2 separate regions of the Homo sapiens genome follow, and region 2 is linked to region 1. The links are chromatin contacts, found by Hi-C in ENCODE. All regions are on one chromosome and are shown on one strand. Each heading gives the region's core, a stretch centred on a gene start or an enhancer-like site at or near the end of the contact. The rest is flanking DNA. Distances are from core to core; before and after follow the strand shown. Region 1 holds the start of SKIDA1 (SKI/DACH domain containing 1). Region 2 holds the start of NEBL (nebulette).

Region 1 (5,250 bases), core at 1,031-3,530:
AAACGTGGCTTAAAAGCAAATTAAACGTTTTTCCCTTTTGAAATTCCCTATTTTGAAAACGCACTTCACGTTAAAGGAAGCCCGTTTTTGAAAGGGCTAGCTCAGCCTTTCCTTTTAAAACTAGACTTTCTGTGTACAAAGAAGAGCTGAGTAATCAGTAATAAGGATAGCGAAACGTGCTTTTCCGAATTCCTTTGAACCTTTTTTTAAATGGATTTTTGAATCCATACTTTTCAAGATATTTCAAATATTATATAATCTACTGTAACTTTCCGGATCCAGAATAATAACTGCCCACGGGTGTCTCTTATCTATTTATCACTTTATAAACATATCTATGTTGCTTTCCCTTTTTCTCATAACGTGTGCGTTGCAGGCTCGCCCGGCTTCCTTCAATTTCGCAGCACGCTGTAAAGGCTCCTTCCTCCGAGGTCTTCAGCTGGGAACCCCTCGCTGGCTGAGTCTGACCATCAAAACTTGCCGCGCCGGCCCGACCCGACCCGGCCGGAGCTCAGGAGCCCGGGGAGGCGCCGACGGGGGTCGGGTTGGCCCGCGGGGCCCCTCCCTCGGTCAGGACGTGCTCGGCTAACAGCGGTGCTAGGGCAGAACAATGGGGGCGGCCCGGCGGGCGCGAGGAGCCAGGTCCCGCTTCCTCCGGCGCGCCGGCCCCGCGCCCGGCCCCCGCCCCCCGAGGCCTTCCCCGCCTGCCTCTTCGCGCTCGCCAGTCCCGCCGCGCCTTCCTCCAGCTGCCCGGCCCGGCGCACGCCCCGCCGCCCGCACGCCTTCTTCCCCGCCCGGACCTAGCGGGCCCTCCTTCCCCCGATTCCAACCCACTGCGCTTCCTCCCAAGACTCCAGCTTCTTCCCCTCAGCCGCCGCCTTCGCGCCCTTTTCTGAATGTATTTTTACAATTTCCCCCTTCATTTCCAAAAGTGGCTGAGAAGTCTCGCTTCCATCTTAATGTTGATTTGCTATTTCCCTCCGGAAAAGATTTCCTCAGGAAACCCCAAATCTAGAAGGAAATACAGCAAACCCTAGAACGCTTTTAACCCTTAAGACATCTTGTATTAAAAGAAAAAAAAAGCATGTATGTCTTAAAACCGGCCAAAGAACCATCTCCTCGCTCTTTATTTCCTCCTGTAAATGCTATTATTTTAAACTCTCCATTTTAAACTCGTCCTTCGGACGAGAGGGCAGAGAATGTGCCCGGCAGCACGCAGCAAATCAGAGGTTTTATCTTACGCCTCCTGGGACTGGGAAAAAAAGTGGAACGTGGCCGAGGGAGCTTCCAGGGCAGAAAAGCGACACAATTCGCTGGGGACGCCGCTGGGCCAGGCCAGGCGGGGGAGGCGCGGCGGGGGCGTCGAGGGCTCTCGGGCTCCGGGCCGGGGCGCCGCTGCGAGGAGGGGAGGCGGTTTTAAGTCATGGGGGCTGGGAGGGCGGCGGCGGGTCGGGCGTGACGAGACTTTCGGAGGCAGGATGGGGCGGCGGTGGAGTTGCCTGGGCTTTCTCAGCACCCCCCCCAACACACCCAAATAAAAAAAGGAAAGTTAGAAGGAGGCGGAGAGGAGGACAGCCATCCCCATTTCCTCCCCGCGACGCCGCGGAAGGGCTGGGGCCGCTGCGAGCAGAGAGAGGGCGCGGGATGAGGCGGGCCAATCGCAGTCAACAGGTCCAGGCCTCAGTGGGGCAGCTGAGCCGGGAGGCCGGCGCCCCCTCCCCTCGGCTCCCCGTCCCTCCCCTCCCTCGCAGGCCCGGCGCGGTAGGGGAGGCCCGGCCCGGCCCTCCCCGCCCCGCGCGGACTCGCTGCGGCCGACTCCGCCGGGGCAGTCGGGGTGGGGGTGGGGCGGGGGTTCCCCGCCGGAGAATCCTCCCCCGGGGCTGGCGGCGGGGGCGGGGAGCGAGAGCCGGGAATGGAGGATTAGGAAGGACTCCAGCTCGGCACGAGCGCGGCCCGCGCGAGGGATCCTGGGTAAAAAGTGGCCGCGCGGCACCGGAGAGCGCGGAGAGGAGCCGGGGTCAGGGGTCACGGCCCTGGAGCCCCGCGTGCAGAGCCCCCCACGTGAACGCAGCGAGCAGGAGGAACCTTTTTGTTTTCGACCGCGCCAGCATGCTCCCCTATTGACCGAGCTGCTTTTCCTGGGCTGCTGGGGAGAGGAGCTCCATTGCGGAGCTCTTAACCCCACCCCCACCTTCCACCGCCAACACACTTCCCAACTCAACCCTTCCTCTCAACTCTCATCCCAGCCCCCCGTCCTGAGCTTGCAATAACGCAGTAAATTTGCTTTAACAACAAGTGGGGGTGGTTGAATTTACTCCTCCCTCTCCTCTCTCCTCCCCTTCCTCTTGCTGCGGTTCTTGACACTACTACAAACCAGGACTATAAACATAAACATGTGTCACTGTAACAGGGCAGGTAATATACGGATTTTGAGGCGGGGTGGGGTGGAGCGGGGCTTGGTCGCCGCTTGGAGGGCAGTAAAAAGTCGCGTTTCACGTGCTCGACGGCTTTGGGGACTCCCGCACACATCGATCCGTTTATATAATGCCGAAGGCACTTGGTCACTTATTCAGCCACGCAGACCCACAAAGCCAGACTTGCGGATAACCAGCGTACCCCAAAGCAAATGCATTTCAATACGAATCCCTCTCCTTTCCCAGCCAGTGCTGCCATTTCTTCTATTAGCAAACAGTAACGTGATACTTGAATCCCCTTTCCTTTTTAAAAATTCTTTTCCAGATAGCCATGAGATCATTTTTCGACCTAAATAGTACATCTCTCCCATAGCCACTACCTACACATTTTGTGCGCAGAAACCCCTTCAAACAGCAAGAAAGTCTATTTAAATGACTGAGTTCGAAATCTGGTGTGCAAAGGGTATTTCTTGGGCTTTGCCTCCGTGCATTGAGCAACTTCTGCTGCAAGTTGCTGACACTGGCGCGGTGGAGATCCGCCACAGCAAGCCTTTTTTATTATTATTTAGTCTATATCTGCCTCTCAACTTTTTTCTCATTCTTAGTTCAACAAGCCAGCAACCACTACTTAAGGTAGAGTAAAGCGAATCCCTTCCCAAGCTTTTTGGCTTGAAACGGAGGGAGATACAGAAAATGTTCAGATGGGGAAGTGGTTCCCTTTGTTCTTTCATTGTTTCTCTACGAACTGGTGGATACAAGGACAAACACTTACCTTCTCTTCTTTTTGCTCCACAAACCAGACGTTCCCATCAGCCTTAAAATACACAATCCACCTTGAAAGTAACTACGGATGTCGGGAGAGTTTGTATTCCATTCTTTTTCGCTCTCTGCCCTCTTTTAGCGTAGGATTAAGTTGCAGAGCACGTTGCTGCAAGCTGTAGCCCCCCCCCCCCCCCGCCTTAGTGAATCGGTCACGTTTAGGACCCTCTAAGTCCATCCTAATTCTGCCAGTAGAATTGAGGGTATTGGAGCTCTAAACTTTCAAAAGGAAAGGGGCCTGCAACTCTCCAGAAAACTTACAAATACCCCGAAATTTTTTACCATTGTGTTTTTGCACCACATCACCAAATAGTATTTGCCAAGAAATAATAGATATGTCTTTGAGAAAAAAAAATTTTTTTAAGTTTATACTTAGCAATGCGCTGCTTAGACAGATGTAGTAAAAGGCAGGTTTGTATCGGCATTTAACGGAATGAGTGCGTTTTCCATAACGTTTGTTGTGCCATGTGTTTTTTTAAAACACAAACAAAACACTACCCCAACTGAGAAAGGAAATAGAAGTTTGAATTAAAATGTTGTGGAACAACTTTAAAAGAGACGTTTACTTGAAATTTATTAGTGTAAAAATTGGCCTCAGAAGTGAAAAGTAAGCTTTTCAAAGTTAAAAGACTTAATTTTCACCCTATGATTCCATAACAAAAAAGCGAATTTTCTGGTTAATATGTGATACTGTCAGTGTTGAGTGTCCAGTCTTTTGGGTCTTAGTGTCCAAACCTTGCTCAAATCTGATTATGATGTGATTTGCTGATGTCATGAATATGAAATGATACTTGTGTATCCATAAATTCGAACTTGTGATTTTTTTTTTTTTTTTTTTATCTCCCGCTTTTTTGTAGGTTCCCAGTAGCTGCAGCAGTGAAAGACAGTGATTGGCTCCAGTGCTCCCAGAAGGATTTGGGCTGAAGCCAGGGGAACAGAACCAGAAGAGGATTCCCTTTCCAGAGACCATCAGGCTCCTCATGTCTTGTCTCTCCTCTCTCCCCTCGTGGTGGCTCAGGATTTCAGTATGGCTGAGCAGCCCATAGGTAGGCCTCAACACTTGGTGTCACCACTTCAGTCTCTATATGTTTGGCCCTTGTGTAAAATAAACAAAAACTTGGGCAACCCTAACAAATTGTGGTTCTGGATATTTGTGTATTATTTAATATCTGAAGGTCAAACTCTACTTTCTCTGATTTTTTTTCTTTTGCATTCAGGATCAATTGTGAAAGGCCCATGTGTCTCATAGGAAAATATTACAACAAAACAAGATAATTGGGGGGAAAGGCGGTTGCAGTAGGAAAAGTGGCTTTTCTTTGATAGCATTTAATTGGAATTAAAAGATTCTTGAGCTGTAAACATTCTTTATTTATTCAGCACACATAAGCAGGCATTGTTTTATCACCATCATAATTATGGTGTCCTTTAAACTGGCTGATAGCAGGAAAGATAAGGGAATGTGCCCACAGATTCAGATCAAGTCTCACTCCTTTCTTTTCCTCCCTGCCCCCTTCCCCCCACCCCATTCCTTCCTTGGTCACTAGGGTCCCCCACAGCCCTTGAGATGAGAAGAGCAGGAAGATTGTGGCCTAGCCGTTTCTTACATCATGAAAGTGATTTGTACCTCACTCTAATTTGATGCAATCTATAACCTCCTTGTCTCCTATGTTTATAACTGGTTTTTAGCTTGCAATATATGTTATCTGGAGGTGCCTATTGCTCACCTGTGTAAAATCTCATCCACTAGGATTTGTTGCTTTACCTTTGTCTAATTTAGAAAGCACACTCTTAGGGCTTTTTCAGAACAAAGCCTCACAAAAACCCCTTTACCTCCAAGGATTTGCAAATTTATAAAGGCTGCATTGAATTCAAGATGGGTCAGGGGGCAAAAAAAGGGTAGAAGGTCACTGCATTTTGATTATGGGTCAGTAGACAACATGGCATATACCCTGTGTCCCAAACTTCTGTTAAAGACAGGGTTTTTAAATGCCTAAGAACAGAGGGATGGGCCCTTTTG
Region 2 (5,250 bases), core at 1,810-4,309, 630 kb after region 1:
CAACTCAGTTTTTCTGTTTAACTATGAAGAATTAGAGGTAGTGAGGGGTTGAATAATTTGCCCTAGAGGACATGGCAGAGCCAGACCTGGACTTTGAGAGTTTAGCCATAAGTGATGTCTCTTGGTCTCATTCTGTATCAAGGCATGCGTAGAGTACTAAAGTAGAAAAGTAAACAACATAAAAGAAGTGCCCAATAAGTAAAAGCTATGAGCAGCTACAGAGATTTTGCCTTTTGGAGCAACCCAAGGTGAAAATATCTATTAAAATACATTAAGCTTGGTTTTTGGAAAAGTCGATAGGGGATTTTGAAACATGATAGCTGTCCATGAGGAACACTTTCTTCATATTCTCCATGTCATATTTTAGAGCTACTGACAAGAAAACTTTGCTGTGATGAAGTGCAGGGCTTAACACTTTTTTAGAGAAAACTTTGCATGAATTTTATATTATAGGTGAGAGGAAAAAAGATGTATTCAATCAAAAGTAATGGTGTCTCTAGCTTGCCAAACGATCCATTAAAGACTTCATCCAGCAAGTGTTGAGTGATGAGTATTTTATTTCCAATTCTATCTTAGTATGAAGAATATTTTATTCACCATTCTATCTCTAACACCAAGCACAGTGCCTGGCATAACAACATTTATTTGTTGAACAAATGAACACAGGTCTCTAGTTAGGTTCTGATCCTAGTGCTTCATTGAATGGCTTTGTAAATGAGACACATAATTTTTCATAGCCTTCATTTTGTCATCTGTGAAAGAGAGGGCTTTAGGTGTATTGATTTCTTAAGGATCCCTTTGGCTTGAAATTCTGATTCTAGAATCTCAAATGGAAAATTTGTGTTCACATTGCACGTGGTGTTTGGTTTTTGTTTTCAAAAGTTTGTGCATTAAATCTCAACAGCTTATTTTCTTGCAGCACAGTGAAGAGTCCCTAAGAACATATTACGTGATGGGAAATGAGAAATAACTGCACTGCAAGCCTGATGAAGGTAATTCACCTTGGGGAATAGGTGTCACCCTGAGTAACACCAGTACTGTCTCCTCAAATATGAGCCAAAAGGTGTGTCTCAGGCAGTTTTGGCAAGATTTTCTCCCTACACTCCTAGAAATTTGCAAGACAAGTTTACAGAAATTACTCCTCCCTATTTCCAAATAAAGATAATGTAATAGATCTATAGAATATTAGAATAGTCTTCTGGCCAGCAGAGGACTTGAGGGAAATAATTGGAATGCACACATTCTTTCCTTTTACGGAACAAATAAAATATACAAGGAATGTCCTTGTGGAATCCACTACACTGGGCCAGCATGATATGGCTGTAATCTTAGAGTTGTGGTTTCCAAGTTCAGCATGCTTGAGGCAATTTCTTTTTGGTATTTTGTTGGTGAACAGGATATGTGATACCATTAATTTAGCCTGTATCAAAAACTAGTTCAAGACCAACAGCTCCTTCTAGAACACAACATTTTAGGAGAATAGAGCAATGTTTCCCTAAGCAGTCGGTCATATTTCACAGAGGAGTGTTAGTTTTCTGGGGTAGTGGGTATGATTAAAAAAAAGATAGGTAGATAGGTAGGTAGGTAGATTAGATTAAATTGGATTAGATTTGATGAGATAAACAGGTTTGTGTTCAGGGGAACACGAGGTTAAGCAAGCCTAAGCAGGTTTTTTGGTTGAAGGTCTTCTCAGAACTTCTAGTATGTCAATATGCCTTGTAGATCTCTAAGTGGCAGGGACAGAGACTGGGGTACAGATTTCCCAAACATATTTGTTTAAGAAACCTGCTTTTTTCCCCCAGAATCTTTTGTGGAACTTTTGCCTCATGGAACACAATTTCAGAAATAATTTATACGTGATGACTGTGTAGAATGTTTTTCTTGTCAGGATTTTCAGTTTAGGTAAGGCCAAGGCATTTTTTTTTTACAGTACATTGAAAACTAGATATGATATCAAGAGAAAAAATTATGCTTGGCTACTTAGAATGACATACTATTTTTAATAAATTTGTATTTTGTATCATCAGTATTACTATTCAGTGTAGGGTATTTTTTATGCCCAATGCTAATGTGCTATGACTTGGTAAAATTAATTTACCCTAGGATTTACATAACCAGATTAATAAATTGTGAGTTGTAGGGAGTCTTGGAATTGCCTGAATTGACATTAAAATATTTGTTTTGAGAAATTTTTTTTTAACCTTGGTTTTACGTAACCAAGGACATACACTACATTATAAATATTGTGATGGTTTATTTTTCCAAACTTTTCTGAATGTGGGGTGCCCATTGAGTAATAATGCAAATCACCAATGACTTTGTAAAAATTGACATGATGAGTAGAACTGCAGAATTCAAAGATGATGATGATGATTTTTGAAACGATGTTTCCAGAATTGTTAAATTATGTATCAACATATGTTAACTGCAACTTCTCATGTTTAATGATGTTTACAATTAATACAATACCATACTCGCCAGTATAATACTAACAGTCATAATTAACTCAGAATAGATTCTTTGAAGTGGTTCAAAGGGCTTTTCATAATAAATAAGTAGCCTCTAATCAGCTAATATAAAGTGGGTATTTTTTAGGATGTGAGAAGTACTGGTATGTCTGATAAAACATATAATTTAGGTTGACAAAATGAGTTTGAATGATCCAGATTCACTACCCCAAGTCAGAAGGAAGTCTGACATTCCAGTGAAAGCTTTATTTAGACAGAGACAAGGAATCTTTGAGATAACAGGCTTTGGACTGTGCTATCTTGAGTGTTAGAGCTGAGTAGTTTTCCCAGAATCTCTAAGTCCTTTTTATGCTCTTTTATGAATGAATAGAATTAGTAAAAGATAAATAAATTTTTTCTTTTGGATTTCTTAACCAGTGGAAAAAATGTTGACTTTAAAAGTTCATAAAATCAAATTTTGCTTAAGAATATGTTATTTCCACTTGTGAGGCCAGCCTGGTAGACCTCTGGGATCCTTTTCTGTTCACTCACACACCACTGAGATAAGGAGTGAAGTGTGGGCTAAATAGGGCTGAGGCTTGGGCAAGGGCATTTCTGCCAGAGCACCAGAGACGTCAGCATCTCAAGGGCACTGTGGTATGGAAAAGGACGCCACATGAGTAAATTTTAAAAATATAAATATTTTAAAGGGTAAAAATGAGGGTCCCTGTATTTGAGGATATAAAAGATGAAACTGAAGAAGAAAAGATAGGGGAAGAAGAAAATGAAGAAGACCAGGTGAGTGAGAAAACACATACTCAGACCAGCGTTTGTTCCTCTAAATTGACAATGAGAAAAATGTTCTTTCTGTTCTTTTCTTTTTTTTCAAATAGGTCTTCTATAAGCCTGTTATTGAAGACTTAAGCATGGAATTGGCCAGAAAATGCACGGAACTCATTAGCGATGTAAGTGGCTGGAGTAATTTTTGTCTTATTTTGCATTGCACCTGTGGTATTATTATGTTATAGAGTCATAGAGCTGTGGGGGAAACCCTGAAATCACCTTTTAAAACACAGTCACTTTCCAGATCATGGAACAAAGTCCTGAAATTTTCAGTGATTTCCCCAAGGTCACCTATACAGAGAATTTCTGCTAGAGCAAGTCTCCTCATTCTTAATCCAGAATCCTGTCCCTTATGAGTTTTGCTGTCACGCTGGCATGAAATCATAAGGCATTGAATTGCAGTATTTATTCCATTTGAGAACCCCCAAAGATTTTAAAATGAATATAATGATGTAATTTGTCTTGGGAGGCCCTCTATCTAAATGAATAGTCATTTTTTTAACATTTTGGGGCCTTCTGAACAATCTAATGAATGGACTTGTCTTCCAGAACAGGAAAATGCATATATATATATATATATATATATATATATATATGCATATAATATTTATTTACAATTCAGGATTTGTTGATTACTGACCTGCTTGCTAAGAACCCTGATATTAGTGCAAGGATATTAGTGCAAGGGGTATTTTTGTTGTGACATTTTTTAGTAACTGGGATTGGTTGATATTACACTTTAAGGGAATCCCAGAATTATTGAATGATTGAACATATAATTTTATGTTAAATATGTAAGCTAGAATTCAAGAAGTACAAGGAAAAATGTTGCTCACCAGGGATGAGAATTTAGATGATCCTCATTAGCGGTTCTAAGAGGATTGCTGGTCCAGAGAAAGGGTAACTCCTGTAAAGTGAATATGTGCCTGTGTCTTCATTTAGAGAGATGAGCACAATACTGGTTGTTTCTGTTGTTGATAATAAGCAAAATGATCAGAATGTTTTGCACGTTTGTTTTCTAACGGAAGTCAGTCCTGGGCAGGAGGGTAGTGGTCTGGCACATCCTCCAAAGTCAACCTGCCTGGGTTGACTCCCCAGTAACCTTGGGAAGGTTATGGAACCTGGCTTGGCTCCATCCCTCAGCTGTAACATTTATAATAAGATTAAATAATGGTAATGCATATAAATGCTGAATAAACTATCTGGAACATTGTGAGTACTCCATAAATGTTAGCTGTTATTAACTACTCTGTCTGTTACTTCCTTTTACATCCATCCAATCACAATTTAGATATGACTGGCTCTTTCTGACAAACCAGAAGGCAAGCACAAAGGATGCTGGTGGAAATCATACCCTTTCCCATATACTTGACATGTGATGTAATTACCCTTTAAATTAAGTATTTCTTTGTGCTATTACTTAATAGTCATTAGCTATTGTATGTGAAAGTTCTCTGTAAATTGCAGTAATAATAAGTGACAATGACAACAACAACAACAATAACACTATTGGCAACAGTTAAGATTTAGTGACTATTGTGTGCCAGGGATTGCAGCTTGCGAGGTAGGCGCTAGGCTTTTTCTCATTTCTGAAGCGAGGAGATAGAGGCACAGAGAGGTTCAGTACCTTGCCTGGGTCACACAGTTAAGCAGAGGCAGTAATAGTTGAACACAGAGGCCTCCCTCTTTACACTGCCAAGTTATCTCTCCCTGTAGATTTCCATGAAATGTTGTTCTTCGCCTTATTATTATTATGTTACTATTATTAGTAGTAATGCTACCAACTAAAACCCTGAGTTCCTAACCTCTTCCAGCTTTGATATATTTTTATTGAAGTGCAATTATAGCTGAGCTAACTTGTGTTACATAAACCATCAGGACTAAAGTGGTAACTGTAGTTAGTAGGTGATTTGGTTGGAGTTGTTTTGGATAAGATTGTCTATCAGTGACTTTAAAACCA

Evidence for each region. A loop is a pair of places that touch in the nucleus more often than their neighbours do. Pooled maps may share reads with other maps.
Region 2: a map of cardiac septum shows a loop between it and region 1 (3-fold over the local background). The contact joins the promoter of NEBL here to the promoter of SKIDA1 in region 1. A Hi-C loop is called at or near these places in 2 of 168 maps with a recorded cell type or tissue (Right ventricle myocardium inferior and cardiac septum) and 6 of 50 pooled maps.

What each region holds. Positions count from the first base shown.
Region 1 is chr10:21,522,712-21,527,961 of GRCh38, reverse strand. SKIDA1 (SKI/DACH domain containing 1) reads left to right here and starts at 2,280. Exons shown (of 4, transcript NM_207371.4): 1 at 2,280-2,415; 2 at 4,091-4,279. RefSeq lists silencers at 343-501, 361-680, 691-810, 1,256-1,405, 1,526-1,945 and enhancers at 1,601-2,244, 2,245-2,888.
Region 2 is chr10:20,895,120-20,900,369 of GRCh38, reverse strand. It overlaps NEBL (nebulette), which reads left to right and starts at 3,059. Exons shown (of 28, transcript NM_006393.3): 1 at 3,059-3,245; 2 at 3,341-3,412. The coding sequence starts at 3,165.